Regions from separate parts of the Homo sapiens genome. Here region 1 is linked to region 2. A link is a loop called in an ENCODE intact Hi-C map of the cell type or tissue named here. Cell type or tissue: endothelial cell of umbilical vein. All regions are shown on one strand. Links, peaks and the distances in the headings refer to the core of each region. The heading gives the core; the rest is flanking DNA.

Region 1 (16,727 bases), core at 3,569-11,568, 140 kb after region 2:
ATATCCTATCCAACTCATCTCTCTGGGCTAGAGTCTCAAAGAAAAATAAGGGATACACCTGACCTGCAGTGAGCAAAGCAGAAGCCAGTCTCTGAGGTGGTGAGGCCCACCCAGTGTGGAGCTCAAAGGTGCCATTGTTCTTCTCCTCTTTATAAAGGGAGTTGCCACGTTCCTCCCAGCACAGAGTTGGGAGTGACTCCAGAGCCTCCTGCAAGATGCTGTTGATTCTGCTGTCAGTGGCCTTGCTGGCCCTGAGCTCAGCTCAGAACTTAAATGAAGGTAAAACAGAAGAGGGAAAAGATGTGGTGACTCTGCTTGGGGCTTAGGAGGTGATAATGGTAATTACGGGGAGGAGAGGAGAATGAAAACACAGATGGGGCTGCAGAGTTTTCATGCCTAGGATCAGGAGACCTGTTGTACCCTCATTCCACACTAAGGGTTTCTAATTTATTTAATGTACAATGAAATCCAATAAAGAATTTGTTCCAGGGGAATGAGAAGGTAAGATTTGCATTTATAGATAGAACTGTGCTGTGAAGGATGCAGTAGAGAATGCAAGGCAGATTCATGGAAGTCCAGCTGTGAAGATCCTAAACTGATCTCAGTAAGTACACAGGGATGATGGTGGCCTTGCTGTACAGTGCATCAGCATCGATGATGGCGATAAACACACACAGTATCAGAGATACTGCAGAGACAGAGAATTGGATGGAACACTTGTCTCTGTTTAACTAGAGATACAGAAATATCAGAGCCAATCATTGTCATTTTTCTCTCCCTTACACGCAGTATTTCAATGTGCTGGGAGTGGTATGGGTAAGATTGTATTGAAGTGATTACTTCTGGTTACCCCAATTGAGAAAGCATGTGTACATAAGCAATGTATTTATAGGAAATGGAGGGCATAAGAACACCAAAGTATCACATTGAAGTACCTGGCATGTGTGAACTAAATTAGCATTAAGTCTTGAGGGATGCTAGGGAGGGAAAAAAGGGGCTCTTCTATGTTGAGTTCATGGCTGTTGCTCTGTCATAACAACCCTGTCTCCCCTTACACCTTCCTCCCCTTCCAGCAGCTTCACAGATGGTGGCTGACTAGTTAACTTAGGGGATGCATGGGGTGTCATGAGAAGACCCTTTTCCCTGTAGAACACTTGTGAGTCTTGAAAGGTTCAAGATGTAACTTTTCCCATCATCCTGTGCTTCTCTTCTAGATGTCAGCCAGGAAGAATCTCCCTCCCTAATAGCAGGTAAAGCCTGATTCGTTCTCAATCTGTTTTGACTGTCTTTTTCTGCTTATGAGTGGATCAGTTCTCCAGTGTCTTCTTATCAAAACTTTCCTTTCAGGAGTTGATTAATGTTAGTGCCCCTAACAATATAGGCACTCTTCGTGCAACCTTGATTCTGGGCATCATGAGCAGGCCACCAAATTGAATGGCAGAGATGCTTGGCTTAGATGACAACAGGAGTGTGTTGCCTCATCCCCCCGGCCAGGAATGCCTGCTGGGAGATGACAGAAATGGGCAGCATCCTCATTCTGTCTCCTCTTTATACTGAGAGGCCCTCAACTGCTTTGTTCTTCCCCAGCTTTCCACTCCAGAGTTCTATGTCTTCACTGAAAATGCAAATAAATTAATGTCTTTGTTCCATTTTTGTGTATTTCCCCACTCAGCTTGTTACCCAAGCTGATAAAAATTTACTGCAACTATTCAGTGAATCTTGTGTGGGCTTTTACTCTGTCTTTCTCTTCTCTCTTTGTCCTCCAGGAAATCCACAAGGACCATCCCCACAAGGAGGCAACAAGCCCCAGGGCCCCCCACCTCCTCCAGGAAAGCCACAAGGACCACCCCCACAAGGAGGCAACAAACCTCAAGGTCCCCCACCTCCAGGAAAGCCACAAGGACCACCCCCACAAGGGGACAAGTCCCGAAGTCCCCGATCTCCTCCAGGAAAACCACAAGGACCACCCCCACAAGGAGGTAACCAGCCCCAAGGTCCCCCACCTCCTCCAGGAAAGCCACAAGGACCACCCCCACAAGGAGGCAACAGACCTCAAGGTCCCCCACCTCCAGGAAAGCCACAAGGACCACCCCCACAAGGAGACAAGTCCCGAAGTCCCTGATCTCCTCCAGGAAAGCCACAAGGACCACCCCCACAAGGAGGTAACCAACCCCAAGGTCCCCCACCTCCTCCAGGAAAGCCACAAGGACCACCCCCACAAGGAGGCAAGAAACCTCAGGGTCCCCCACCTCCAGGAAAGCCACAAGGACCACCCCCACAAGGAGACAAGTCCCGAAGTTCCCAATCTCCTCCAGGAAAGCCACAAGGACCACCCCCACAAGGAGGCAACCAGCCCCAAGGTCCCCCACCTCCTCCAGGAAAGCCACAAGGACCACCCCCACAAGGAGGCAACAAACCTCAAGGTCCCCCACCTCCAGGAAAGCCACAAGGACCACCCGCACAAGGAGGCAGCAAGTCCCAAAGTGCCCGATCTCCTCCAGGAAAGCCACAAGGACCACCCCAACAAGAAGGCAACAATCCTCAAGGTCCCCCACCTCCAGCAGGAGGCAATCCCCAGCAGCCTCAGGCACCTCCTGCTGGACAGCCCCAGGGACCACCACGCCCTCCTCAAGGGGGCAGACCTTCCAGACCTCCCCAGTGACAGCCTCCCCAGTCATCTAGGATTCAATGACAGGTATGATTCCAGTTTATTCTTCACCAAGTGCTCTAATTGCTACAGCTCTCCAGCTTTATTGTGCCAATGAATCAGCTAAAAGCCCATTGGCATTGTATAGTCCCAGATCCCATTTCTAAAGATTTGTATTGACATATTCTGGAAATGGGTAACAAGATCCTATATTTGTAACAAACTCTTTAAGGAATTCTGATGTTGAGAAACAAAATTCCAAATAATCTGTCTTAAGTTGTGTTGGCAACAAGGAAGTAGTACCATGTTCTCTCTGGCGCTCTGTTTTCTGTGCACAAACTGAGAGACCTCCCATTTAAAGTTTTCACCTGAGCACTGTTTGCTCAGTCCTGCCTCACACCAGCCTCTTGAGTCCAGTATTCCTGCCAAGTGGTCCCTGAACTTTCAGCAGCTAAATGGTGTCTCATTTTTCAAATTCTTACTGTTCAATAAGTACATGATTAAGCTAACAAAAAATATCTAATGCAATGGAAAAATATGAATCTAAATTTAAAGGCATGACTCATCCTACCTGCCTCCCCTCCTTCAGAAAACTGCCACTGTTAACTTTATGGCATCTTCTGTTTGAAATATTTATGTGTACATAGACTACTAGAATATTTTTCCCCCAGAACTAATACCATAATTTATATTCAGGTACATATGTTAGTCATTTAAAAAATACATTTCTTTGAAAATTTCCACATACGTCTATGAAGCTAAGTAGATCTCTTCAGTGGTTATCTGTTTGTTTTTACCATTTTATACTACTCCATTATGTGGCTGCACCGTGATTTCTTTAACCAATCTGTGTCACTGGACACTGAGGGTGGTTTCAGCTTCTCACTGTTATAAAATATGTTCCAGTTCCCATCTGTGTAAATATATCTGTGAACAAATTCAGCAGCAAGTAATAATAAGCTAAGAATGATCTTCTGTCTTCATCACGTAAGGAACAATTTGGAGCACATTTTGTGCAAGGGCATCCAAAGAGTGAACACACAAAAAATTAGGGAGGAAACACAGGAGGTAGAAGGGATGGGGGAGAGAGGATGGGCTCTCATGTACTGTAGTGCAGTAAGACCAGTGAGGAATTCGACATTTCCTGCCATGTCAAGTCTGGTCTATGAACTTCCTTCTTTGTTTGTTTCAGGAAGTGAATAAGAAGATGAGAGTGATTCAAATGATTCAAATTCCATGACATTGGAAAAAGGTCATCATAGCTCTAACTTCAATATACCAATAAAATAATCAGCTTGCAATTTCTGATTGTGGTGTCTGTTTCTCAATATTTGTGAATGTGGGATCTGAGGACCAAGAAGACTGTATAAGAACATGTAGGAACCCTCCTCCTTGATGCTCCAGGAAACTTCTCTCCTCCTTAATCCTAATTTACCCAGGTGCCATGAAAAAATATTTTACTGTTTCTCTACTTCCCTGACTTCTATTTCCCCCCCCACCCAAGATGGAGTCTTGGTCTATCACCCAGGCTGGAGTGCAGTGGCAGGATCTCGGCTCACTGCCCCCTGCATCTCCTGGGTTCAAGCTATTCTCCTGCCTCAGCCTTCCAAGTATCTGAGATCATAGGTGCTCACCATCATGCTTGGCTAATTTTTGTATTTTTAGTAGAAATGAGGTTTCCCCATGTTGGCCAGGCTGGTCTCCATCCCCTGACCTCTGGTGGTCTGCTTGCCTCGGCCTCTGAAATTGCTGGGTTTATAGGTGTGAGCCACCATGCCTGGCCCTTCCCTGACTTCTATAGCATAAATTGAAATTTTAAAATTATTTTCAGATTGTTTACTGATATTCCAGTGATCTTAAGGACAAAAAACACAACAAATGCAACAAAGTCACAGAAGCTGAATGAAATCCTTATAATTTCTAAGAAACTGAGTTTGGTTTCAAGGGAATGAATATGGCTCTATGCTTCTTATCCCCAGAACCCTGTCTATCTCATTGACCCTATTTTAACAGTGATCACTTCTCTCCCTTCCTGTGTTACTCACCATTCTTTAATGGAACTTGAATGGATTTCATGAAGGAGGCAGCACGATTTTAAGGAGCAAAGAATTTGGACACTCTCAGGTTTTAATTAAGACCTAATTCTTTTTCTTAATATCTCTGGATTCTTAAAAGGCTACTTGGCTTCTCAGGGCTTCAATTTCCTCATCTAAAATGAGCATAATCATAACAACTACCTTAGAGTATGGAGACTAATGAGATAACATACATACCAAAAACCTTGCAGAGACTGGCATGTCTGCTTCTCAAGCAAGGAAGGTTCAATATTAGAAACTGCCTCTCTGCCCACTGATAGTCTCAGATAATTCAGTAAGAAGTCAGAAAAATCAGAACAGAATGATCTCACCATAACCACCACTAAGTTGAGCAACCCATGTTCAGTTGAAACCCAGGTCTCTGGCTTCCCTCCTATTATCATAGGTGAAGCCTTCCTACCCCTATATCTTAACTTCCCACTTTATTCTGAACCACATTGCGTGGTCAGGGATTTTGCCTCTGCATGTGACCCGTTTGTCTCCTGATTCTTACATCTATGCTCTATGGGATTATTTCAATCAGCAAAAGCCTGCTGAAACATCACCCATTTCTATAGAAGTCTTCCTAAGACTGTTAGTGCTTCTTTCCTATCATATTATTTGTCTGCCATTTTTATTGGAAAAGTTCTTGAAACGTATGTATGTGATTATTTCCCCATCCCCCCACCTCCAAATTTTTCTTATGCACACGTTATAGATGCTTTTGTTCTGCCTAGTCACCTGGAAATCACAAAGATATCTATAGCGAACTTTATTGTATTAGGAAATCTTTCTGTAATACATTGGGTCCTAAAAAGATCATGAAAAATGCATATTGCATTTAAAAAGCTCTGCATGGATTCCAAAATTTTTCGAACCAAAATGAACTCAGACGGTATTGTCACAACATGTGTGAACAGGATCTACCTCGCAGCATCAAGAAGTCTAAGACAGTATTTTGAAAAGAGCCTCTATGACAGCAACATGTACTCTGATCAAACTATAGTGACTGCAAACATCTAATTTATGGTGAAGCCTGGGTAGAAGAATGGTGAAATAATTGATGCTTTTCAAAAAGTTTAAGAGGCCAATGGCCAAGAAAATCAGAAGCTCACAGATAGATAACTCACTTTAAGCAGGGATGATATGATTTTGAACATAAAGCCTACAGCGGCTGACCACTCATATTAATTTGCAAAGAAAAAATTCATCTTGTTGATACCATAATATAAGAGGATTAGTGATTAACAGTACAAACAATAGCCAACACTGCAGACTTCTCCATTGGTTCAGCTGACATGATTCTAACTGGATAATGAAAGTAGAGGATACATTTCCACCCGATGGATGTCAAAACTCTTGCACCAAGATCAGCTACAAACAAGAACTGAAGTTTCTTGAAAATTCAAAAAAATGGTATCAAGATCCTGAAGAATTTGTTCAAAGAATTGTAACAGGAATTGAAACATGGCTTGATCTGTACAATCTGCAACCAAACACAATCAAAGTAATGGCTACGGAGAGGTGGAAGTTAAAGCAAGAGTGGATGGGCAAAGGGCAAACGTCAGGGCAAAATTTATTTTTAAATCTCTCGGTGTTTTGCTTGTTGACTTTCTGGAGGGCCAAAGAATGACAATAACTGCTTATTATGACAATATTCTGAGATGCAGTCAGCTATAAAATCTAACATGGAAGTTAAAGGCAATCTCTTTTCTCCCTGTTGTTGTTGTTAAGTTGTTAACTTAGAAAATGAAGCAATATTTTTTTATTAGCCATGAGTGTCCACCTGGTATCTCCTATTTTCTAAGAAGGTTCTGAGCTATAGCACAAGTTCACCACTAAATTACAGAAGATGGAATAATTTTAGAAATCTAGAGAAGCATAGGATATTTCCAAAGGAGGCATAGATCCTGGCTGAGGGGAGGAAATTGTTTAAGGATGAGGGAAGGACAATTATTAGCTGTTCTCCATTGAATATGGGCTCAACAATTATTCATTGGAATGAAATTTTGAGAGTGGTTTTTACTTTATGAGGAAAGATGTTGCTTAATTGCCCTGTGTTAATAGCCATGATAATTTCATTCCTCTCTAATATTTTATAAAGTGGCACAAACACATTAGAGCGGCCACAAAAAAGTATGAAATGAATGTTTGGAAAGTATATTAGCTTTCCTATTGCTGCAATAAATAATACATTACCGCAAAGTGAGTGGATTTGTAGCTCAGAAGTCAGAAATGGGTCTCACTGGCTTAAATCCATGTGGAAAGGCTGTTTCATGCTGGAGTCTCCAGGGCAGAACCCATTTACTTGCCCACATTCCTTGGCCCTCTTCCATCTTCAATGCCAGCAGTAGCCAGATAAGCCTCCCATCACATCACATCACATCATGACACATCACGCCACGTCACGTCACGTCACGTCACGTCACGTCACGTCACGTCACATCACATCACCCTGGCACTGACTCTTCTGCCTCCCCATTCAACATTTAAGTATGTTGTGATTACATTGCTTGTACTTGGATGATCCCATAAAGTCTCTCTATATTCAGGTCAATTGATTAGCAAACTTAGTACCCCTTTGTCATGTAAGTTAACATATACACTGATTCTGGGAACTAGGAAGGGTGTGTCTCTGGGAGGCCATTAATCTTCATAGCACAGATGGGACGGACATCTTTCTCCCCTGGAACTGGTTTGATTCAGGGCAGGTGGAGAGAATTGCCCAGGCATCTTCCAGATGTTCGCATGAGAATATGAATGAGTTTATGTAAAATTAGTTGTAATGCTAATATTTGTACTTGAAGTATATATATATACAATAGTGTAAGTCACAAACTGAAATGGCAGAAATTTACTTTCAATAACCATTTTCATTTCATGTAATTGTTAATAATTTACAGCCATTTTGTTTACTTTATATTTATACTCATTTTGATTGTTTTCTTTCTTTCTATCTTCTGTGGATTCCTTGAAAAGGTTTTTTGATTCCATTTACGTTGATCTGCAATGTTTTTGAGTGTCATTCTGTATACAGCATTTTTAGTGGTTGCTCTGGGTATTACATTACACATACATAGTTTGTCACAGTCTAGTGGTGTGCTCTTTTTACCCTCCGGGGGCGAAATATGAAAACTTTATATCCCTGTTATTTACCGACCTCTGTTTGTAATATAATCATCTTAAATATATCTCTACGTGCATTTAGCAAAAACAGTACGTTTTATAATTTTTGCTTCAACATGACATTATTGTCTTTCAGTTTTGTAGCTCAGGATTCTGAATCGGGTCTCACTTGGTTAAATCCATGTGTCAAGGCTGAGTTTATTTCTAGGGGCACCAGAGAAGAATGTTATTTTTTGCCTCATTCCCTAGATCTCTTTCCTCCTTAATATTAGCAATAGCCAGTTGAGCAATTTGAAACTCCTGCAGAAAATTTGAGAAAAAAAGGAAAATGTTTTGTGTTTACTTACTTTTTCCCCATTTTCTGTTGCTTTTTTTCTTTTCTTTTTTTGCTTCATTCTTGCTGTTCCAGAAATTCCTCTTCTATACTTTTTTTCTGTTTAGAGTACTTGCTTGAGCCATTTTAAAAAAATTGGTTTGTTGGAAACAAATTCTGTTAGGATTTTTCTTTTCATTCTTCTGAGAATGACTGGATTTCTTTCTCCTTATTGAAGGATAGTTTTATTGGACATAAACCTCTGGTTGGCAATTTTTTTCTTTCAGCACTTCAAATATTTGAGCTACATTCTTCTGTTGTTTTCTGCTTTCTGGTAGTAACGCCACAGATATTCACATTGTGTTTTTCCTATACGCATGGTATTATTTCTTTCTATCTGCCTTTAAAACATTTTCTTTGTTTTAATTTTCAGAAATTTGACTACAATGTTGCTGGGCATAGATTTCCTTGGATATATTTTGGTTGGGATTTGCTCAATTTCTTGCATCTGCAGGTTTATGCCCATTGCAAGTTTGGGGGGTTCAGCCTTTCTCTTTGAGTCCTTTTTCAATACCATCCTCGTTTTTCTCTTTTTCTGAAACTCAGACTGCATGATTATCACATCATTTGTTACAGCCTTTCTTATTTGTGACACAAACAAAATTTTTTTTGACTATTTAATCCTGTGTTGTTCAGAGTATATAATTCCTATTAATGCAAACTCAAGAACGCTATGTCCTCCATCATTTTCTTTCTGCTGTTGATCACACATAATGAATTTTAAAAAATTTATACATTATATATCACAGTTCTAAAATTTCTATTTTATCTTATATGCTTTATTTTTCTCTGCTGAGAAGTTTTTTCTTTTATTTTGAGAGTGTACACATTGACCTCTTAAAGGATGGCTATAACAGCTGCTTTAAAGTCTCATCATTTCAATATCCAATTTGCTTCGAAGTTGTTGTCTCTTGATTGTTTCATTCCTTAATAATTGTTCAATTGTTTCTGGTTTTTTAAAGTATATTGGGTGATTTTCTATTTTGTCTTGCACATATGCATTTCCTCTGTTTGCAATACAGAAAAGTTTCAAAAAGGCAAGCTTTGGACATTGGAGGGAAGAGACACTAGTGCTACATTGTAATCCACTGGGTGGTTCAAATGCCAGAAGGGTTTGTCCCACTAACATTTTTCTACTTGGAGCTTGTGCCTGGAGGTTTCTCTCTGTCTCTAATGAGGTAATGTTATAAATATTTAATATCATACCATACATTCAAATGTAAAAACTACAAAAAACTGTGCGAATGTGTCCCAAGAGCCCAATTTACAAAGTCTTTCTGTCTTTTTTCTTTTGTGTACTGTTGACTCAAACCACATCAGTTGGTCAGGTACTTCTTTTTTCTTTTCTTCCTACAGGAACACCAGAGGTTGACACCTGCTTATTAGAAGCTATCACAGTAGTCAGGTGGCTCTGCTGTCTTCTGATTGGGGATTGACGGAGTGCAGGACAATGAGGCTTAGGTAAAAAGAATATCTACTAGCCTGGCATGGTGGCTCATGCCTCTAATTCCACTACTTTTGAAGGCTGAGGTGTGAGAACTTCTTGATGCCAAGAATCCCAGATCAGCTTGGGCAACATAGTAAGACCCTCTGTCTTTACAAAAAATTACCAATTTATCGTATCTCAGTGGGTGTGCCTGTAGTCCTAGCGACTTAGGATGGTTAGATGGAAGGATTACTTGAGCCCAGGAGATTGAGGCTGCAGTGAGCCAGGATTGTGCCACTGCACTCTAGCTTAAGCTATAGAGCAAGTCCCAGTATTTAAAAAGAAAAAGAAAAAAAAGAATGACTAGAGCTACCAAAAAGGCTTTTCTTCCTTAGCTTTTTCCCAGATTCACCGTTCTTTAAAGTGCATCTCCCAGTGTCTAGAGAGGACACAGATTTGGTTTCTCTTCCTTTCTTTCTTCTCACATGCTCCTGTGGCTACATCCTGTGGCTCTCGGTATGCCTTCCCCACTCTCAAAGAACCAAGTACAGTGGTGGTTTGAGCAGTTATAAGCAATTTGAGTCCTTACCCTACTTGATATCTTGCAATATGTTGGGATGAGTGTATAGGACCTTTGGTCCTCCTTGGGTCAGTGAGATCTCAGGCCCAGCCTGAATGCTTAACAGAATTGAGATCGGAGTAGGGGAAAAGAAGTAATAAAGGAGATATGGACTAAGTGTCTTCATGCAAGTAAGCAAGACACATTTGCTTTCAAATTCAAGTAGTGCAGACACTGCTCAAGGCTCAGCTGAATAAACATCAGAATTATACATTTCCCCAATGAACTGTAACAGCTTTGGGGGATCTTTGATCTTTCTATCTCTTGTTATCTGTGGAAGAGAGTCAAAATTAAAGTCTCATTTGTGAAGTGTGTTTTAATTCTAACACCTGATACTCAGGTTTCAACCATTTCCCAATCCCAATCATTAATGAGCAACATAAAGGGAGAATATTGAGAATATTTATTGACCAATCTTCATACGTTTTTGTCAGCATGGCCGGTATTTGTATGTCTTTTTTACATTATTAACTGAAGAATACTGGATGCCCTTTACAGACATTATGACATCATGAAATGAAAAGAAAACCAAGGGAACCAAATTAGGATTGTAATGTGAATCATTAATGATTTTCCATCAGAACTCTCACACAATGGCCCTGTTTGATGAGAGAAATGAGCAGGAGCACTGTTGTGGTGAAGGACTCTGCTGAAGCTTCCCCAGGCATTTCTCTACTAAAGCTTGGGCTTTCTGACCCTATTCTCAGAATAAGCAGATATTGTCATTCTTTTGCCCTCCAGAAAGTCAACCAGCAAAATGCCTCGTGCTTCCCAATAAACTCTTGCCATGACATGACCTTTGCACTTTTCTTATCCACTTTTGCCTTGACTGGACTTTCCACCTCTTGATAGCTATTGCTTTGACGTATTTGTTTTCAGGATTGTACTGGTAAAGACAGGTTGCATCTCCTGTTAGAATTCCTTGAAGAAATGCTTCAAGATCTTCATCCCCCTTATTTAAAATTTCATGGAAAGGTCTGCTCCTGTCTGTAGCTTATATTTTTGCTATAGTTTTGGCATCCATTGAGTGAAAAATTTACTCAACATTAATTACTCAATTCGAATCAGGTAAGGGGAACCAATTGAGAATTTTGTAGTGTTGGCTCTTGTTTGTACCGAGAATTATTGGTACAAAAATTCATCTTGTACCAATTTTATCCATGCAATTTGATATGAATCCTCTGTGTCTATGGGCTTTAGGTTCAACCTTGTCTTATCCCTTCTTGAAATGAGTTACCTACTTGTGAACTGCCAATTTTTAGGGCCATTATCCCTACCAGTGTTTCAGAAAGCATCATTGATTTCACCTTCTTGTACCCAAGCTTCACCATGAAGTTCACGTTTATACTCTTTTTAATTTTAGAAGAATTCATGATGCTCTCATAGGGGAACTTTTGAACTTGCTCTTATTTTTCTTGATGACTCAAGTAGCTCCTGTTCAGACATGTTAGAGCATGTCAATATGAGTTTATTTTGGTGCAAAAATTGGAATCTATTCTTTTTTAAATATAACATACTTTTTCCATGAACATTTTACAGTCCCAATGCATTACAGAAAGGCTTTCTAATACAATAAAATTTGCTACACATAAATTTGATTTTTCCAGGTGACTCGGTACATTGATTTTTTGTTTTTTTCCTGGCATATACAGGGTGAGGAATTCTTTTTGTTTGGATTTCTTGTGAGATATGAATAAAAATGTTGGTCACTTTAAATGGTATCCACAGTTTAGCCAATGTCTCCTGAGAAAAGTGTGTGTAAGCATGCATAAAAAGCACTTCATGATCCTGATTGCCAGTGATTTTTTCATTTATAAAAAAGAAGAAAGTGGCTGGGGGTGGTGGCTCATGCCTGTAATCCCAGCACTTTGGGAGGCTAAGGCGGGTGTATCACGAGGTCAGGAGTTCAAGATCAGCTAGGCCAAGATGGTGAAACCTGTCTCTGCTAAAACTAAAAAAATGAGCCAGGCCTAGTGACAGGTGCCTGTAATCCAAGCTACTTAGGAGGCTGAGGCAAGAGAATCGCTTGAAACCAGGTGGCAGAAGTTGCAGTGAACAGAGACTGTGCCACTGCACTGCAGCCTGGGTGACAGAGGGAGACTTCAGAAAAAAAAAAAAAAAAAAGAAGAAGAAGAAATTAATCATGTGCATGACTAAATACACAAAGATGAAGAAAAGGGGAATGTAGAAGCCTGTGTAATGTGCTTATGATTTAGAAACAACTTTAAGAAAATAGTTTTGTTTGTTTTTTTTTTTCACTTCACCTGGTCATGTCTTAAGAAAAGCTTTACTTCAAGCAGGTCCTAAAACCAGTACCTGAGTTTCTTGTCTGGATCTAATTTCTTCTCACTTTCTTGAAAATAAACAAATATGTTCATAAATGCAAAGAGCAGTGGAGCAAAGGAGGCAAGAACTGAGGCTCTGGAGACTACCGCCATCTACACCACTTACTAACTTTATAACTATCTTGGCATGTGCTTCCATCATCTCATCTATAAAATGAAGCTTGTAATAAAAATTATTACTACCTGAAAAGATGGTTCTGAAGATTATATGGCACATAGTCAATGCTTGGTAAATATTTCCTATTATAGTCTATCATGTTACAATAGGCTTGTAGAATATGAATGTGCTAATATAATTGTGAAAGTTATGTTTATGAAGACTCTACTGTAAGTCAGCATATGAGAACCACTATCATAATAGGGTAGCCAGAATTTTTAGAAAAACCTAAGCAAAGTACACTTCTCAGAGACAATTGTGTTGAATTGTTAACTGTATCATCATAATGCTTAGTTGATTAAATGGGCACACAGAGGAACTCCCCTCAGACCACAGGGACTAAATGCAATTCACTCACTATCAGCACAACTCTGTCCATGTTCAACTTCTGGGCAAACCACTCTTTAGTTGTTCTAGACAAACCAGCGCATTGTAAAGTTGAAGAAAATTCTTCTTTCAGTTCCATGCATAGAGCTTCCCAGTCTTTGAGAATGACACGTGAGTACGAAGAAACTTAGGTGTGAACTTTACAAGATCTTACTAAAAGGAAAATCAGGAAAACTTAGAGGATATGAAGGAAGAAGGTAATATTTAATATTTATTATTAAAAGATCACACTGGCTATTGTGAGGAGAAGTGATATGGAATGTGGTGGGAGCAGGAAGGTTACAAGGGCAGCTAGGGGCTGTTCTAGTCCTCCAGGAGAGAGGGTCATGCCCCCACTAGAGCCTTATATTAGAGATTATGGAAAGGGTCATCTTGGGATGTGTTTTATAGTGGAGCCCACTGTATTTGCTTATATGCAGTGCTTGGTGTGGAGTGAAAAGTAAAAAGTGACTCCTATGTTCTTGAGAACTCTGTAAAAAATGTTATTGTTTTAGTAAAGATTAGGAGGTATCATGGGCTGCATTGTTTTTACCCAAATTTGTATGTTGAAATCCTATCCCTGTACCTCAGAATATGATTGTGTTTGGAAAGAATTTCTTTTTATAGAGGTACCTAAATGAAAATTAGGCTATTAAGATGGTCCCAATCTAATCAGACTCCTGTTGTTATAAGAAAGGAACTTTTGGTCACATGGAGGGACACCAGGGGTGCATGTGTACAGAGAAACCCATGTGTGAAGACAAAACAAAAAAATAGCCAAGTCAAAGGGAAGAAGAGACATCTTAGAAGAACTGAACCTGTTAACACCTTGATCATGGGCTGTGAGTCCCCAGAACTGTGAGAAAATCAATTTCTGTTGTTAAATTACACAATGTGTGGTATTTTTTCAGGAGAGACATAACAAATTATGTCAGGGGAGAGCAGTTTTAAGACGCAGAAATCAAGACTCTTGTTTGAGACAATATATGTTTGCATCCATACTAGAAGGCAAGTGGATTGTTGAGAGCTTCAGCTGACTGAAACATGCCTGAGCTCTTGCTGCAGACCTGCTCCTTTCTTTGACCCACCCTCACTCACTGATAGAGTCTCTTTCGGCTCTTCTGTCACCTCCGTTTATTTGTATGTGAAGAGTTCATAGCTGATATTTATTCTTCCCTAATACACTAATCTCTTTCACTCATTGCTGACCTAGGAAAATGTCAGAGAAAGGGCCTGAGCTGAGTGATATTTGAAGGCAATGCCTCCTGTCTTCCTGTACTCACCAAGCCAAGGCAGAGTCTTTCTTTCACCAGGACTACCACTTCTACAGCAACCTATGCAATGAGGGAAGGCTGCAAAGCACTCCCGTCTGCTCCTTCCCTCTGATCATCCTTTCCTACTTGAAGGTCTACTGTAAGTCACTAGGCAGGACCATTTATCTCCAGTTTCTCTGTCCAAATGGAGTGTGTAGAAACCAATGACCATCATTCCAATAACATTAGCATGCCTGCTAGGCCAAGCAAATACTCTATGTCCCCCATAAAGCATATAAAGTCAAACTGCAACTGTTTTATTATTGGATAGCCAAAGAAGAATTTCTAACTGGTAATATATTTCCTCTTTAGCAAACATCCCTAATATTCTAGAGGAGTGGGGGAGGAAAACAACAATCTGCCTGATCACCAGCCGATGGCAGAGAAATCTGCAACAAACTTCATTGTATGAGGAGGCCTTCCAATAATATAAGGGGTATCCAAACTGTTTTTGGAAAATACATATTATTTTTTAAAAGTTTGCATTGATATAAACATTTTTTGTACAAAAGTACATTTGTACTAACTTGTTACATGTCTGAACAAGATCTAGTTCAGTTACTAACATGATTGAGAAAGCAGTTTGAAAACAGCTTCTATCAGAGCAACAAAAATTCCACTAAAATTTTAGGAAGAACAAATATCAAGTTTATGGTGAAGCTTGGGTGGAGAGATGGTGACATCACTGATGCATTAGGAAATATTTGTGGCCAAGTAAATCGGACCTTCACAAATGGATAACTCACTTTAAGAAGCAATGAGAGGAGATCCTTCCAAGATGGCCGAATAGGAACAACTCCAGTCTACAGCTCCCAGTGTGAGTGACGCAGAAGACAGGTGATTTCTGCATTTCCAACTAAGGCACCAAGTTCATCTCACTGGGACTGGTTAGACAGTGGGTGCAGCCCATAGAGTGTGAGCTGAAGCAGGGCGGGGCATTGCCTCACCAGGGAAGTGCAAGGGGTCAGGGAATTCCCTTTCCTAGCCAAGGGAAGCCATGAGAGACAGTACCTGGAAAATTGGGACACTATTGCCCTAATACTGCGCTTTTACATGGTCTTAGCCAACGGCACACCAGGAGATTATATCTTGTGTCTGGCTCAGTGGGTCCCATGCCCACAGAGCCTTGCTCACTGCTAGCACAGCAGTCCTAGATCAAACTGGGAGGTGGCAGTGAGGCTGGGGGATGGGCAGCCACCATTGCTGAGGCTTGACTAGGTAAACAAAGAGGCTCGGAAGCTCAAACGGGGTGGAGCCCACTGCAGCTCAATGAGGCCTGCCTGCCTCTGTAGACTCCACTTCTGGGAGCAAGGCACAGGTGAACAAAAGGCAGGAGAAACTTCTGAAGTCTTAAATGTCCCTGTCTGACAGCTTTGAAGAGAGTAGTTGTTCTCCCAGCACAGAGTTCGAGGGCTCAGAATGGACACATTGCCTCCTCCAGTGGGTCCCTGACCACCGAGTAGCCTAACTGGGAGACATCTCCCAGTAGGGGCCGACTGACACTTCATACAACCAGGTGCCCATCTGGGACAAAGCTTCCAGTGGAAGGATCAGGCAGCAACATTTGCTGTTCTGCAATATTTGCTGCTCTGCAGCCTCTGCTGGTGATACCCAGGCAAACAGGGTCTGGAGTGGACCTCCATCAAACTCCAGTAGAACTGCAGCTCAGGGTCCTGACTGTGAGAAGGAAAACTAACAAACAGAATGGAATAGCATCAACATCAACAAAAACAACATCTGCACCAAAACCCCATCTGTACATCACCATCATCAAAGACCAAAGGTAGATAAAACCACAAAGATGGGGAGAAACCAGAGAAGAAAAGCTGAAAATTCTAAAAACCGAGCATCTCTTCTCCTCCAAAGGATCGCAGCTCCTTGCCAGCAATGGAACAAAGCTGGACAGAAAATGACTTTGACAAGTTGACAGAAGTAGGCTTCAGAAGAATGGTAATAACAAACTTCCCTGAGCTAAAGGAGGATGTTTGAACCCATCACAATGAAGCTAAAAACCTTGAAAAAAGATGAGAAGAATGGCTACCTAGAATAAACAGCATAGAGAAGACCTTAAATGAACTGATGGAGCTGAAAACCATGGCACGAGAACTACATGACACATCCACAAGCTTCAGTGGCTGATTTGATCAAGTGGAAGAAAGGTTATCAGTGATGGAAGACCAAATGGAAGAAATGAAGTGAGAAGAAAGCTTAGAGAAAAAAGAGTAAAAAGAAACAAAGCCTCCAAGAAATATGGGACTATGTGAAAAGACCAAATCTACA
Region 2 (16,727 bases), core at 4,512-12,511:
TAGATAAGGTGAAGCAATAGTTTTACATCAAAAAATTATTGGGTTCTATACAAGTGCAATCATAAATGAGGCATTGGAATTTGGCTTCACATTGACTAAACTGTTGAGCCATGGTTCACTCATTAACATTCTGTGTTAATGATATTCTAGTTATCATTAAAAAAGTAAAGGTGAAACTGAGAAACTATAAGCAATAAAACTTGGTGTTTAGGAGAAAATAATTTATCATCCATAATATATAATTTTGAAAGATTAAAAACACATTCATCTCAATACAAAAATTCAATAATGCTTGAATTACTTCCAACGTGTTCATCCAAGGTGAACCTTCACATTTTTACAAACTCTTTTTCTTTATGAATTTTTGTTGACTAAGAACAAATTTTTTTCATTTTCTGAACTTCAAAATTATGCATTTTTCTATATGCTATACACATGAAACTTATGCTTCCTATGTATTAATTTTACAATTTTAAATTCCTTGGAAGATATCTTGTTTTTAAGTATTAAATTCAACTTTATTAGCATGTGTTCATTATCTAATAAAACAAAATGAACCATAGAAAGCAGGGATCCCCAGACTTTTTAAATAAAGAGTCAGGGAGCAGACATTTTAGACTTTGCTGACCACATACAGTCTATGTCACATATTTATCTTTGTTTTTTTTCTTTTAACAACCTTAAAAATGTAAAGACAATTCTTAGCTATGGGCCAAACAGGTCTTAATTTGACCCGTGGGCCTTACTTTGCAAACCTCTGAAAAGCCTTGATATCAGAAACCTATATGCCTATAAATAACTATAATACAAGGGAGATATATTAATGCTATGTACGAAATAATGAAATTGGTGGATATGTAGAATATGGTTCTTTTCCAGTGTTCCTTTGCTCAGCAACGGTATCATTATCCATAAAGCTATGAAGCTGGAAACCGTTGAGTCATCCTCAACATGACTCTCTCCCTTTCTCTCATGCATTATATTGAATCTATCATCAAGTTCCATCCATTTTACTTCCTAAACGTTTCTCAACTTGATTCACTTCTACCTCACTGCCACAGTCCTATAAAACTATCATTACCCTTTACTTGGAATGCAAGATTCCTAGATTCCTAACTGGTGTCTCTAATCTACCCTCATCTATTTTTCTTCTCTACCAAAAGTCTAGTTTTTCTTCTGATTTCTTTTATTTTTTCTCACTTTCTCTCCTTTCCCATCCCTTCCTGAACAATTCAATCCTAAACCATCTTTGGTATGGGAGGTGGTACAGAGCTAACATAGCCTGGTATGGGTGTCAGAACCTGCACTGGGTGAAGACAGTGTTAATGTGAGGAAGGAGTGTGTCCTGATGCGGAGTGTCAGAGCCCAAGCCAGTTAAGGAAGGCATCTTATGGGAGAGTGGCTTGCAATGGGAATCAGAGTCAGAGCAGGGAGGGAGTGGCAGGGAAGATGGGAGATAAGTTACATACACTGGGATTGATCAAATAGGTAAATATATTTAAGGTTATTGGAAGCCAGGTTTTTCACTATCTGAGAAGGAAATTGCAAGTATAGAAAGAGAAGAAACTGGAATGATCCCTGTGATCTGTGGTACTAGATTGGGATTGAAGGTATCAGTAGATTTATGGTTTTTAGTATGTAGGTAGACAGATACAGATAAAGGTGTAGATGTAAATGTAATTGGTGTGTGTATGTATGTTTGTACTGAAAAAAAAAAGGAGCCAAACAAATAAAATTATGGGAAAATGGCAAAAGGACATGAAACCAGCTCAAATGGCTTCCACTGATCAAATCTGCTTCATGGTGTAGCCCAGGGGTTTTTAAACATTCTGTATAATCATCAACTTAAAAATACAATGCCAGGAGTGTCCATAGTTTGTGGTAGCACGTAGACAGATATAGATATGGGTATAGAAGTAAATGTGATGGTATTTGATATTTTCCTCTTGTAGTTCTCATGGAATGTCTTGACTGGTGTAGAATAGAATTGAATCATTATCTTTTAGAGTCTAGATTTGATAATTCTGCTAATATAGTCTAGGATCACATTAATTATTGGGTGGGAGAGACATTTGGGCGGTAAGAGGACATTTACTATTGGTGATATCAAGTTTTCCGTCTATTGAAATGTTAATATATTTTCTTCATGTCCAGCTGCTAAGCTACATTGTTTTTAAACTATATGTATGAAGCTGAGATGTTTCACTGGGTCATGTGATGCCTCATTATTCTATTGATTTATTTGAAAAAACATTGTGAACATGAAATCATGTCAAAGGCTTTCTTATGCTGACAGGTGGCCAGGGGCTGAAGAATGCTGATTATCCCCCTCCTTTGTGATGTCATATTACCTTTAGAGCCTTCAATTTCACCACTTGCGTGGACCATAATAGTTTTTATGTCTCCCAATGTAGTTTGTAGTTTGCTCCCCCGTGGATTGCCTATTACTTCCGGGTCAAATTATATGTTATCTATTTCTACCCTCCGACACCCACCTTTACAGTAGCTGCTTATTAGTGTGTGACTGGTCTGGTGAGTAAGCACAGTGAAGGGACTGGCCTCAGAATGCACACTTACGGAGCCAGATAATGGTTCTCAATGACTGACCGCGTCCAAATGGAGAGGAAAACAGACATTAAATGCCTCCTGAAGAACCGCTGACACCTATGATGTAGTCTTGCAGAGCAAAAATTGGCCCTGAGCCCGATCAAGCCTCAGGGTGTAACTACCAATGTATAGGAAATAGACAAAACAGAAGAATGTGTTAAATGGCATTAAAGGCATGTAGCTCAGCAAAATCCAGACTGTGGGGGAAATTCTATAGAAAAAACAACCCAGCTATTTCAATTAAGATTTTTAAAAGCAAGAAAAAATAGACAAAAGGAGGAATTTATAGATAAAATGAGGCTTAGGAGACATTTCAATTCATCACAGGGTCTGAATCATATCTGCAAAACAATTCAAACAAACAAATGGAAAAAGCGTTTTAAGATCAGAGAAATAGAAACATGAAATACTTAATGATACTAAGCAATTAATTTTCTAGGTGTGGTAATAATGATGCCAATTATAATCCCAAAAGACACAATTCCGAATGCTGTAATCCCAAATGTTGAAACCCCAAATGTTGAGATACTGAAAGCTGAATTCTGGCGATGGGATTAGCGCATTTTTGGTTGCATAAAAGGTAGTTGTATCATGTTAGTTGCATCATGTTTGGTGGAACTAGCACCTTGTTGTGGTCTTTATTTGGAAATTAAATATGGTGTAAGGAGATGCAAGTAAGTGTCATGTTAACAAGAGGTGAATTTGTGGACTTAATTTTAGATGTAAACTTAACCAGATTAAGGAATAACTAAAAACCTGGTAAAGCATTATTTTGGGTGTGTCTGCGAGGACGTTTCCACAGGAGATTATGTATGAGTCTGAGAGGACTATGTGGGGAAGATCTGCCCTTGGTGGTGGGAGACACCATGCCGTGGGCCAGGAGCCCAGGAGCCCAGAGATAACAAATACAGAAGGTGAATTGATCTGTCTCTGAGAGCTGGGACCAACTTGTCCCATCACAATTTTTGATCGATCTCATCAAAAGACTTAGGATGCTCTTCACGGTATTTCAGATGAACTAAGAAAGCTGGGTGCACACATTTACTAACCATAGTGATATGCGTTTATACATTTCACTTTTTGACCTATTTCCTTTTTTTCCTTCAACTTTTATTTTAAGTTCAGGTGTTCATGAGCAGGGTGTGCAGGTTTGTTACATAGGTAAATGTGTGCCATGGTGGTTTGCTGCACAGATCAACCCATCACCTAGGTATTAAGTCCAGCATCCATTAGCTATGCTTCCTGATGCTCTCCCTCCCCACCGACACCCCCCAGTAGGCCCCAGTGTGTGTCGTTTCCCTCCATGTGGCTTTTTGACCTATTTCTTTGTGAATATGATTCATAATTGTTATACCCATGTGACTGTCTTTAGCATACCTGAGTGTTTATGTTTATGAAAATATGTATGTTATTATTGTCCATTTTATTGTGTAAAGTGGCCTATGGTCTGTTGTGTTTTTATGTTTCTCAAATAAATCCTCTTTAAAACATGTAAATGAATGTCTTTTAAAGAATTTTTTATGATTTATTTTAGGAATTTGACCTTTCGGGATTTGAGATTGTGGCATTTTGAGTTGTATCTTTTGGGATTATGAACCCAGTAACAACAAAGATCAAATGGACTGACTCTCTATTCTGTTGCATTGATCTATATGTCTCTCTTTATGTCAATATTATATTAACTTGATTACTATAGCTTTATTTTATTTAAAAACACAGAATTTAATATCTTCTTTAATTCACTAAATAGGATACAAAAAGCATGAACCACAAAAAAATGAGAAATTGGACTTCACCAAAATTTAAAACTTCTATTTTTTCCACACGCACTTTCTGCTTATCTAAAAAACTTGTTTTTTGAACAACACTATTAAGAAAATAAAAGCTGGGTGCAGTGGCATGCCCCTGTAGTAGTCCCAGCTACTTGAGATGCTGAGGTGGAAGGATTGCTTGAGCCCAGGAGTTTGATGATTGTAGTGTACAATGATTGCATGCCTCTGAGTAGTCACTGCACTCTAGCCTGGGCAGCATACATCTCTAAAATAGTAAGTAAGCAAATAAAATAAATTTTTTAAAATGAGAAGATAAGCCACAGACTGGGAGAAAATGTTTATGACACTTGCTAACAAAGGGCTAGTATCCAGAATATATAAAGCACTCTTACTACTTAATAATAAGACAAATAATTCAGAAAAAAAGTGGTGAAAAGATTTGAACAGACACCTAAATAAGGGTGGTGTATAAGTGCATGAAAAAATACTCAACATTATTATTCACTGAGGAAATGAAACTTAAATCCACAGTGAGATACCATAAAACACTCATGAGAATGACTAAAGTTAAAAAGACAGACAATACCAAGTGATGGTGAGAAGGTGAAGGAAATGGATCTCTCATGGATTTCTGGTAAGAATTCAAAATAGTAGCACCGTTTTGGAAAACGGTTTGTTAGTTACCTAAAAAGTTAAATATAAAGTGCCCATACGACCCATCAGTTCCACTCCCAAGAGGAATGAAAATATATGTCTACACTAAGGCCTGTATGTAAATGTTTATAGTTGATTCATCCATAAGAGCCACAAACTGGGAACAACCCAAATGTCCATCACCTGATGAAAGGAAAAACAAATTTTGGCATACCCACATGGTGGCATATTACTCAACAACAAAAGGAACAGACTGTAGATCCCCATGCCAGCATGGATAAATCTCAAGAGCATTTCATTAAATGAAAGAAATCAGACATGAAAGACTACATAGTATATGACTTCACTCGTGTAATATTCTGAAAAAAGTAAAACTGTAAACATAGAAATCAGAGAACAGGAGACAGGAGTTGGGAGTCAGAGGTGGGGATTAAAGACAGGGGAACCCTTTGGGGTGTGAAACATTTCCTATATGTTGATGGTGATGGTGCGTAAATGACTATATACAATTGTCAAAATTCATCAAGGTGTACACTTCAAAAAGATAAAGTTACTGTCCTCCCACTGCTGAATTTGACTGGCTTAAAAAACATAAATGTTACTGTATATAAATTATAACTCAAAAGTGATGAATAAAGGGGAAGAGAGCACAGAAGTTCTGTATTCTCCCAGAACTTTAGCAGGTAACTTGACTGTCCCAGTAATATTCTGAATAATTTTTAGCCATATGAAAAATAATTAGCAGGTACTTTGACTGTCCCAGTAATTATTCTTCATATTATTAAAAATTATTCATGTCTGTCCATAGTGCTTCACTAAGGTCAAGCTGTAACTTTACATGCTGAAAAAAGAAAAACAAGGAGAAAAAAATGAGACGATCTAAGGATGGATACTGGGATTAAAAAATAAAAACAGTTTATTTTATTTTCACAGAAAAAGACTGACCTGTTGAGCAAACTTCTTGATGGTGAAGGGCATGAGGATCCCATCTATTATTGACTAAACATTTATGAAGCAAAATTGTTCTACTTTGTTGTAATGACCACTGTATCTATGTTTTTCAGGTTCTACAGAGAGTACTACTAGATGGAAGTAGCTGTAATAAACCAGAGATTGTAAAGCAGTAAATTCTACAGGATAGCCTTTATTTGTAGCCTTCAACCCTTCTTCAGAGCTCCCTCTTCCTCTCCTTTCAGATAGAAAAATGATTTGGAAAAAAAACTACCCAAGATATTTGAAGTTTAATGGGTTAGTCCTCTGTGGGAATGAGCCTCCAGTGAAAGATGCTTAACACAAAGAAATTTCCTGTTAATAATGGTTTGTCACTTCAGTGGGGAAGGAATGGCCCAAAGCAGCCTCCTTTTTGACTCCTTGAATTGTATCATGTCAGTGATAATTTCCACTGCTGAGGTACTCATTCTAGGCAGCATCTAAAGAAAATTTTGTATTTCTTTCTGGTGAGTATCTTTTTCAATGTTTTAGCTTACAAAAGATGAGTTAAAAGGCAGGGATACACTGGAAGGTGGCTCACCTAGCTGTTATCACTGGCACTATGCTCTGATAGCTTTCCTTGTAGCTCTGGGGTTGGTTAACAGGTTTGGTTAACTCTGATTGTATGCTCACAAATTAATTTAATCCTCCATCCTCAGTCCTGTTTTAGTCTCAAGCTTCATGTTCTTCCCTGGTGAAGTAATCATCTTCCACACCTTCAGCTACCACCAGTATGCTGACAATTACCAAATCCATCTGTCTTGTGTCAAAAACGATATATTTGGCCACCTACTGGGCATCTCCAGTGGAATGGTAGGTAGACCTTTCTGAAACATGTATGCTTCCCATTATATTTCTTATTTGGGGATGGCACAAAGATCTATTCCGTCACCAAGGTCAGAAAATTGAGATTCAACTTTCTCTCCTTTTCTCTTATCACCTATATAAAATCAGGCTCCAAATCCTGAAGAATCTAAGTTCTTCATATTATTTCAAAACATTTGCTCCCATCCTCCTGTTCCCTGCCTTATTTCTGATCCCTCTGATCTCTTACACAGAGTCTACCACCTGTACTGGACGTTTATCTTTTATTTTTTGACCATTCCAGAATCTAGCCTCTTACTTCCTATTTTGGGGATCCTCTAGTTGTTCCTCCAATACCCATTTCCCTTCTTCCTAGTAGTAGGATTTTAATTGCCCACATGGCCACACAGGATCCTGACTTTGTTAGTTTTTCTTGTAGCTAGGTGTGGCTATGTCATGAAGTTCTGGACAATGGCATGTGACTAGAAGAGAGATATGCCACATCCAGGTTGTGCTCTTAAAAGAAAGGAACATGCCATCTTATTTTTCCCCCTTGCTCCTGCTAGCTGGAATGGAAAAGTGATGGTGGGAATCGGAGGAGCCATCTTGGGCTGTGCAACGGAACCCGTGAAGTATTGCAGAGTGAAAAGGCAGAGGCAGGCTGGGCCAGCAATAGCTTCACAAAGAGCTGCCAAACCAACTTGGGCCTTCGTAGGAGGAAGAAATACACTTCGGTTTGCGTCATTGTTAATTTTGGTCTTTGTTACTGTGGCCAGACAGATACCCTAACTAATGCTCATTTTATGAAGTCATAGCAGCTCATTATTCCTTACTCTGCTACCTGGCTACCAAGGCAAGGGCAAATGGCCTAAAGCTGCCAAGCTGGGATCCCACTGGGGTGATTAGGACTAATTCAGGGCAGTGGTGGCAGCGATGACCTATTGCAGCAGAAGCCTGTCAGATTCATGAGACGGCTGCTGTGCGTACTCCAAACTAGCTATGCTCCTGCCCATTTCCTAGTCTGATCTTCCAGCATCTTGATAACTTGGCGCATTTTTGATACATCTCCAATAAATTTCTCTTTTTATTTAAGTGAGCAGAATAGGTTTATATGACTTGTAACAAAAAAGACTCCAAACTGATGTACCAAATTTCGATTTCACTTTCTTCCAATCTATTCTCTATGCTTCTGCTGAAGTGGTGTTTGTAAACTGATTTAATCCTGTATTTTCCCTGCTTAATACTCATCAGTGATTCCCCAGTCATTGCCTCCAGGATAACCTCCTTAGTCAGGCATATGAAGCCTTCCATGATCTGGCCTCCTATGTCTCTCTTGGGACCTGTTGCTACACCTCGTGGTTCAGCCACGCTAAATCACCCAGCTAGCACAATATCTTCACATTGCCTGTATTTCTGCCTGGAATTCCTAACTCCTCCTTCTCATATCTACTTGTCAATTCTTATTCAAGAGACACCTTAGGGTTCCTTACCTCTGTAAAGCTTCCCTAACTGCCCCCACACTGGTCATCCGTAGTAGATAGACAACTCTGTCCTTTGGGCTGTACACTGTATCCTGTCCTTAATCATCTTTCTACCACCTCACCAGGACCTCACCTGCCTTCATGTCCGCCTCCACAATATTGCGCTACATTTCTACTTATAGCACCTGTTTTTTTTTGAATGATTGGTGCTTAGTATAGTAGACCTGTATTAAATAAAAGAAAAACATTTGAAAAGTTTAAAAATAAACCGATAGGTGGCAGCAGAGCCCTGCTGTTAAAAGTAACTTTTGCAGTTCTAAACGTTTTTAACCCTCATGAGCCAGCAGGTGGTGCTGTCTGACACCAAAGCGCCACGTCACAACGGATGCGCAATCACTATTTTATGTGAGTGCAGATTTGTATTAAAACCGGAAAGCATGGACACCCAGACAGCTTACTGTCAATGACTGTACTATTCACTGTCTTCAACAAAAGTCAGCTATTCCAGGAAACTCTCGTCCAGAAAGATAAAAATTGCAAGTAACTGTTTTTTGTTTCAGGAAATTCCCCAGAAAACAACCCTTGAGAAAACCAGACTGTTCAACTTTCCCGCTGATAGCGCTGAACAACCTTTTACTCCTCAGGACTCTTCAAAATCCATGGCATTTACTGATCCTTAATTACCACATCACGATCTTTACCAAATTCTGATCAACCTCATGCCCCCACCTTGAAAGACCCACCTTCAATGTTATAAATATCCCAACTTTGGCACCTGGCTTTGAGACACTACTAAGAATCTAGATAGTGTGAACCCAAAATATCTGAGACAGGTCTCAGTCAACTTAGAAAGTTTTTTTTTTTGCCAAGGTTAAGGACGTGCCTCAGGAGGTCCTGACAGCATGTGTCCAAGGTGGTTGGGGTACAGCTTGCTTTTATAAATTTTAGGAGAATGAGACATCAATCAATATGCGGAAGATTTACATGGTTCGGTCTGGAAGGGTGGGACAATTCGAAGGGTGAGGAGAGAAGAGGAGCTTCCGGGTCATAGGTAGGTTTAAACATATTCTGATTGGGAATTGGTTGAAAGAGTTACGAAAGGAATGTCTGGGTTACCAGGAGGGGTTGTAGAGACCACGGTTTTATCATGAAGATGAAGCCTCCAGGTAGCAGGCTTTAAAGAAAAATAGATTGTAAGTATTTCTTATCAGACTTAAGGTCTGTGTTAATGTTAATGAGGCATGTCCAACCCTCACTTCCCGTCACGGCCTGAGCCAGTCTTTCAGGTTAAATTTTACATGCCCTGGCCAAAGAGTTAGTCCATTCAGATCGTTGCCAGGGGCCTTCAAATTCTATTTTTGGTTTACCGCAGGGGTCTCCTACCCCTGCAATAACTTTACCTAAAGGTATCCTGTTAGGAACCAGGCTGCATAGCGGGAGGTGGGAAGCAGGCAAGTGAGCATTACTGACTGAACTCCGCCTCCTGTCAGATCAGCAGCAGCTTTAGATTCTCATAGCAGTGCGAACCCTATTGTGAACTGTGCATGTGAGGGATCTAGGTTGTGTGCTCCTTATGAGAATCTAATGTCTGATGATCTGAAGTGGAACAGTTTCATCCCCAAACTATCCCCACCTGACCACCCCATCCGGAGAAAAATTGTCCCATGGAAGCTGTCCCTGGTGCCAAAAAAGGTTGGGGACCAGCAGTTCACAGTAGCCATCTCCCTATGGCGGTGAGCAATAAACTCAACTTTGCCTTATGAAAAGGTTCTTTCACTGGTGTTTGAGAGAAGCCGGCATTTGACAATATATGTCAACCTAAACAAACAAAAGTATTTTAGGGCTTTGCTACTCAGAGTGTGGGGTTGGTTTAAAATGCAGGGTCTCAGGCCCCACCTCAGTCCCGTAGAATCAGAATCCGCATTTTCACAAGATGCCCAGGTGACTGTGTGCACATTGCAGGCTGTGGTCTTGGGCATTATTCTTCTAAAGAATGAGTGCAGGCTGGGCGCGGCGGCTCTTGCCTGTAATCCCAGCACTTTGGGAGGCCGAGGTGGGTGAATCACAAGGTCAGGAGTTCGAGACCAGCCTGGTCAACATTTTTAATAGAAACCCCTTTTCTATTAAAAATACAAAAAATTAGCTTGGCGTAGTGGTGAGCGCCTGTAATCCAGCTACTCGGGAGGCTGAGTTACGAGAATCGCTTGAACCTGAGAGGTGGAGGTTGCAGTGAGCCGAGATCACGCCACTGCACTCCAGCCTGGGTGACAGAGCGAGACTCTGTCTAAAAAAAAAAAAAAAAGAATGAGTGCAGATGAAAGTTTAAACTTTAAAGAACAGTGGTTTTGTTCTTTTGTTTTTAGTCGGTTTATCACCAACAGAATAGGAGAAAGATTTGGATTAAAATTTCTGCTTTGTTTAAAAATTCTTCAGTTTTGTGACCTGCCTTAAGAGGATGAGTGGGTTTTTCAGGTATATGGGGAAACATTTATCTGCTGAATTCTTTTAGATCATTAAAAACAAAACAAACACAAACCTGCCGGTTTTTCCTAGGAGGCACCTGTGAGGACGTGGGCTTGTATTTCCTAGATACATTTTAAATCCACAAGCATAGTATATTCAGTAATATCTAGAAAGCTGGTTGATATAAAGGTTTTCTAAATATATATATTTTAAATTTGGATCTGTTATTTATACCACACTTTCTTATGTGTTATATTTGTACCTTTTTTCAGTGGTGAGTCCCATTTGTCTTAATGATTTCTGCTGATATACCAAACAGATGTGATGAAAAGAATAAGTATTTGCCTTCAGAAGGCATGGATTAAAATCCCAGCTCTAGGCTAGGAGTGGTGGCTTATGCCTGTAAGCCCAGTGCTTTGGAAAGCTGAGGTGGGTGAATGGCTTGAGCCCAAGAACATGGTGAAACCTCATCTCTACAAAAAACACAAAAATTAGCTGGGTGTGGTGGTGGGTACCTGTAGTCCCAGCTACACAGAAAGCTGAGCGGGGAGGGTCGCATGAGTTGCAGTGAGCCAAGATCACACCACTGTATTCCAGCCTGGGTGACAGAGCAAGGCCGTGTCTAGCAACAGGCAACAACAACAACAGGGAAAATCCCAGCTCTGCTTCTGTCCGGCTATGTAACGTGGGCCTATCCCCTTAACCTCTCTGAGCCTCAGTTTTCTCATCCTAAGTGGGGAAAATATTATCTATATAAAAGAACTGATTGGGGGATTAAAAGAGAGTCTGTAATAAAACATCTGTAAACCACATTTGTTTTGTAGTCATTTCTCCTAAACCCTCATGCTGCCATAGCACGTATTACCAAGCAGCACAACGGAGGATATTAATGAATGAAATAATGCATCACCTATTAAGTCACTTTAATAGGAATAGAAGGGAGAGGCAAGAGTTTCTAGAGACGATGACTTACCACTCCCAAATACTGTTTCTTATGGCGGTAAATGACAGCTTTGGAGGTATGGTAGGTATGTGGTTTGGGTCTGGGTTATCTTATATCACACCCCACATTAGCTACCTACCTAACTCTGCATCAGACAGGTTACATGTATTTCATCTAAAGTAGTAACTCAGAAAGTGCACTTATCTTCTGTTGAATTTCCTTTCATGTCAGCCTCTCTAAAAAACCACCTGACCCACTGCTTTTTGCTATTGCTGCTTAAAGAGCTTGTTTCCCCCACCATGATTAGCTTTGTGCCTACACTAAGGCACTCCTACAGATTCTTCAACCTCTTCTCATGTGATGCAGAAAGTACAAAGGAGAGCCCTGGCCGAACTGTCCAGTTTAGTAAAACACCCAGAGGAGTAACTATGTTTATTTAGGGTGTTTCAGAGCTTGCTGCTCTGCCTAGTCTATTGTAAGAGCTCTGAAATTATTAGAGCTTTTCCTAAAAATATCCACACTTGGATGTGACTCAGTCATAGAAAAACAACTGACCCAAGAAACAGAGAGTCTGAGTTTTGGTTCTTGGTTTGTTTTGTTCTTATTGTGTTTTCATTTTGTTGCATGAAACATGAAACCTCCGGTCTTGGGATAGATTTGAGTCCTGACTCAGCCAGTGATAAGTTGTTTGACCTTGGGTGAGTTACTAAACTTCTCTGGGGCTAAATTTCTTCATCTAAGAAGTGGATTAGATACAGCAACATATTATAGTTCGAAGCTTCTGGCTGGACGTTGTGGCTCACGACTGTAATCCCAGCATTTTGGGAGGCTGAGGTGGGAGGATCTCTTGAACCCAGAAGTTCAAGACTAGCCTGGGCAACATGGCAAAACCCTGTCTCTACTAAATATACAAAAATTAGTCAGGCATGATGGAGCATGCCTGTAATCCCAGCTACTCAGGAAGCTGAGGTGGGAGGATCGATTGAGCCCAGGAGTTTGAGATTGCAGTGAACCATGATTGAACCACTATACTCCAACCTGGGCAACAGAGCAAGACCCTGTCTCAAAAAAAAAAAAAAGAAAAAAGAAAAAGTTTATGTGGAATATGCCAAACAGGTTCAGCCCCAGGTTTTTTCAAGGATCTATTTTTTAAAACTTCTTTGTAGAGATGGGTGTCTCACTATATTGCCCAGGCTGGTCTGGAACTCCTGGCCTCAAACGATCCTCCTTTCTTGGCCTCCCAAAGCACTGGGATTACAGGTGTAAGGCGCTATGCCTGGCCCCCACAAGGGTCTATCTATTGCCCCAGGAAACAGTTGACTGCTTCTAGACCCATTGGGTTGGTAGCTCTAGAGCAGCCATGAACTGTGCAGGTGATTCGGGAAAGTAGAAGATGGTGCTGAAAGAGACCCAGGGACAATCAGCTGACAACACACCCTTCTCACCTCTGTGTTCCTCTGTGAATGCTCTCATTTTAATAACTAGATTGAGTAGTCTTCTCCTCTTCTCCTCTTCCCAAATGAACATTTGCTCTGTCACAATATTTATCTTTGTAAAATGCAAATATGATCATTTTGGTCTTCTCTTTTAAAAGGTTGATAATTTATTGTTAATAGTTTGTGTGTGGCATGACACTTAATGCCTTCAGAATCTGCCCCAGTTTTACATTTACTCTTTGCCCTTTTCTGTATCTCCAAAGCATACCTTCGGACTGTCCACATAGCACTTGTATATGTCCTCTCAGCCTACCATGCACATCCTCCATGCTGTGACTATTTATATAGGCTACTAATTGTATAGGAAACATACTTCCTTACCTCTAGGTAAACTGTTTCTCATACTTCAAGTTCTAACTCAGTGATCATCTCCTGTAATCTCTTCATTCCCTCTGCAATTGATCACATTGCGTTATAATTTTTTTAAAAATCATCTAAGCCCATTCAAATGATTTATTTTCAACAAACATGTAAGCTCAATAATGAGTAACTAAAGGGAACTTATCCAATAAGATGAAGATGGCATCTCTTCTTCTAAGGTTTAGGTTTCAACCAGAATTCCTGAAACATGGAATAGCCCACAACAAGAGCCACTGCTCCCACAACAAAGCCTTGGGCTGCTACACACATGTGGATCATGAATGGACATTTTAGTATTTCCCTTGCTCTTCAACTCATGTAATCCGTATGCAACAATTGCTGAAAAGCCCACCATTCTAATGGGGACACTTGGTACCTCTTTAGCTTTTCAGATAAGTTCGGATCCTTGATCTTTTTTATATGAAGAAAGAGCAACACCTGTGCTGGCTGAAATAGTGATTGCCTGGAGAATCTTCCAAGAGTGACAAAACTCTTAACCATCCAACTGACTTCTTGTAGGTTGTTTTTATGCCTCGACCCCCAACCAGCAGATGAGCTTCAGGAAAGGCAGGTTCTTGGTTTTATTCTTCTTTATTTCCTCTATAGTGCCTAGCACACTTCCTTGAACATGGTAGTGCTTAATCAATCAGTGCTTGGTGAATAAACACATACTCTCCAAAGCAAAGTAGGAGAATAGGTCCTTTCACCTTCTCTTGACACATCTGGAAGACTCTTCTTTCATAAATTATTTTTGAAGTTTTCCCTCATTGTTTATTTTGTCAATCTAAAAAAAAATAACAGAGAGAGAGAGAGCCTCTACAAATAAGTGAATTTTGGGGGGAATGAGCAGAAGGATTATAATCCAGGGCACGCAGGCTATGTTGAATCATGGGCATATCTAGAGAGGCTGGGCAAGAAGAAGCTGTTACAGGCAAAAAGAAAACTTTTATGTAAGTTGTTCTGAAACAAAATCCATCAGCCATAGAGGCTCACTGCAGGAGCTGGTGATTACACATCAGTAACCCTGACTGTGGCTGGGAAGGTGCCTTCATAGAAGCAACTTAATCCGGATTTTTTTTGTGTGTGTGCTGGCAGAGAGTTCTTGTAATAGTGCTTGTCATAGGCACACATGCATAAAGACCTTCAGAGCACCTTTGTAATAGTTCTGATCTCAAACATACAAGCGTGAGAGCCCCTTCCTCATGACCCTCTGGCTCCGCTTTGCTTTGGGTCTGACGTAAGTGACTCCATCTTAGCATCGGCAGCTTTCACAATTTTAAAGTATTTTATTGGTAGGCAAATTAGGATGAAACCAATAGGGCTAGCAGGCATTAAGGATGGCTTTCTCAAGTGCAAGAGTGGGGAGAGCAGAGTGGGGGTGGTGGAGAAGGGGACAGGATTGTGGTGAATCGAGGAGTAGTGGATGGAGTCACCATGAGCATTCATCTCAGGCCTTCTGTTTGAAAAGGTGCTCCAAGAGAAGGGGACCTTTTAATGTTATCTGAGACTTGATGTTATCTCCAAATGAGATTTATCCATATAATTCCAGGTCTGTGCTAACGGGATTGAAGATGTCCAACACAAGAGTTTAAAATTGCATTCCAGTCCTGGAGGCTCACACTGCTTATAGTATTTTGCAGATTATTATTTTTAAATTGCAATTATCTGATAAACAGCACATACTAGTTGACATCTTTGTATTTTTGGCATAGCTTTTTTTTTCTATGTCATAGGATTTTCAAAAAATGGAAGTAACTGATAGCCTCTCTTAACTTATGAGGTTCCTAGGTAAGATAAGCAATGCAAACTAAAACTACCATGAATTACACTGACACACCCACAAAACTGGTAAAAATTTAACATGGAGGGCATACCAAATATTGGTGAGAATGTAGAGAACTGCAAACTCTCATGTGATTGTTATAAGAATTTAAATTGCATATCTACAACTATCTGATCTTTGACAAACCTGACAAAAACAAGCAATGGGGAAAGGATTCCCTATTTAATAAATGGTGCTGGGAAAACTGGCTAGCCATATGTAGAAAGCTGAAACTGGATCCCTTCTTTACACCTTATACAAAAATTAATTCAAGATGCATTGAAGACTTAAATGTTAGACCTAAAACCATAAAAAAACTAGAAGAAAACCTAGGCATTACCATTCAGGACATAGGCATGGGCAAGGACTTCATGTCTAAAACACCAAAAGCAATGGCAACAAAAGCCAAAATTGACAAATGGGATCTCATTAAACTAAAGAGCTTCTGCACAGCAAAAGAAACTACCATCAGAGTGAACAGGCAACCTACAAAATGGGAGACAATTTTCACAACCTACTCATCTGACAAAGGGCTAATATCCAGAATCTACAATGAACTCAAACAAATTTATAAGAAAGAAACAAACAACCCCATCAAAAAGTGGGCGAAGGACATGAACAGACACTTCTCAAAAGAAGACATTTATGCAGCCAAAAAACACATGAAAAAATGCTCACTATCACTGACCATCAGAGAAATGCAAATCAAAACCACAATGAGCTACCATCTCACACCAGTTAGAATGGTAATCATTAAAAAGTCAGGAAACAACAGGTGCTGGAGAGGATATGGAGAAATAGGAACACTTTTACACTGTTGGTGGGACTGTAAACTAGTTCAACCATTGTGGAAGTCAGTGTGGTGATTCCTCAGGGATCTAGAACTAGAAATACCATTTGACCCAGCCATCCCATTACTGGGTATATACCCAAAAGACTATAAATCATGCTGCTATAAAGACACATGCACACGTATGTTTATTGCGGCACTATTCACAATAGCAAAGACTTGGAACCAACCCAAATGTCCAACAAGGATAGACTGGATTAAAAAAATGTGGCACATATACACCATGGAATACTATGCAGCCATAAAAAATGATGAGTTCATGTCCTTTGTAGGGACATGGTTGAAATTGGAAATCATCATTCTCAGTAAACTATCACAAGAACAAAAGACCAAACACTGCATATTCTCACTCATAGGTGGGAATTGAACAATGAGAACACATGGACACAGGAAGGGGAACATCACACTCTGGGGACTGTTGTGGGGTGGGGGGAGGGGGGAGGGATAGCTTTAGGAGATATACCTAATGCTAACTGACGAGTTAA

The links. Peaks named below come from ENCODE experiments on the same cell type or tissue, not always from the same donor. Only the 100,000 strongest peaks of a DNase experiment are listed, where the experiment ranks them.
Region 1: a loop joins it to region 2, with 3 times the contacts of the local background. A loop is called at or near these places in 1 of 110 quality-filtered maps.

Annotation. Positions count from the first base shown.
Region 1 is chr12:11,339,042-11,355,768 of GRCh38, reverse strand. It overlaps the pseudogene PRB1. Among named protein-coding and RNA genes, the nearest start is that of PRB4, 37 kb to the right of the region's middle. In endothelial cell of umbilical vein, for the core only: no CTCF peak of the experiment used is centred there; no DNase peak of the experiment used is centred there; H3K27ac peaks cover 419 bases.
Region 2 is chr12:11,478,681-11,495,407 of GRCh38, reverse strand. LOC440084 (a long non-coding RNA gene) reads left to right here and starts at 8,730. Exons shown (of 5, transcript NR_148969.1): 1 at 8,730-8,844; 2 at 9,257-9,359. It also overlaps the pseudogene HIGD1AP8. In endothelial cell of umbilical vein, for the core only: a CTCF peak has its summit at 8,649 (motif pointing right); DNase peaks (open chromatin) are centred at 8,637 and 12,187; H3K27ac peaks cover 1,220 bases; H3K27me3 peaks cover 449 bases.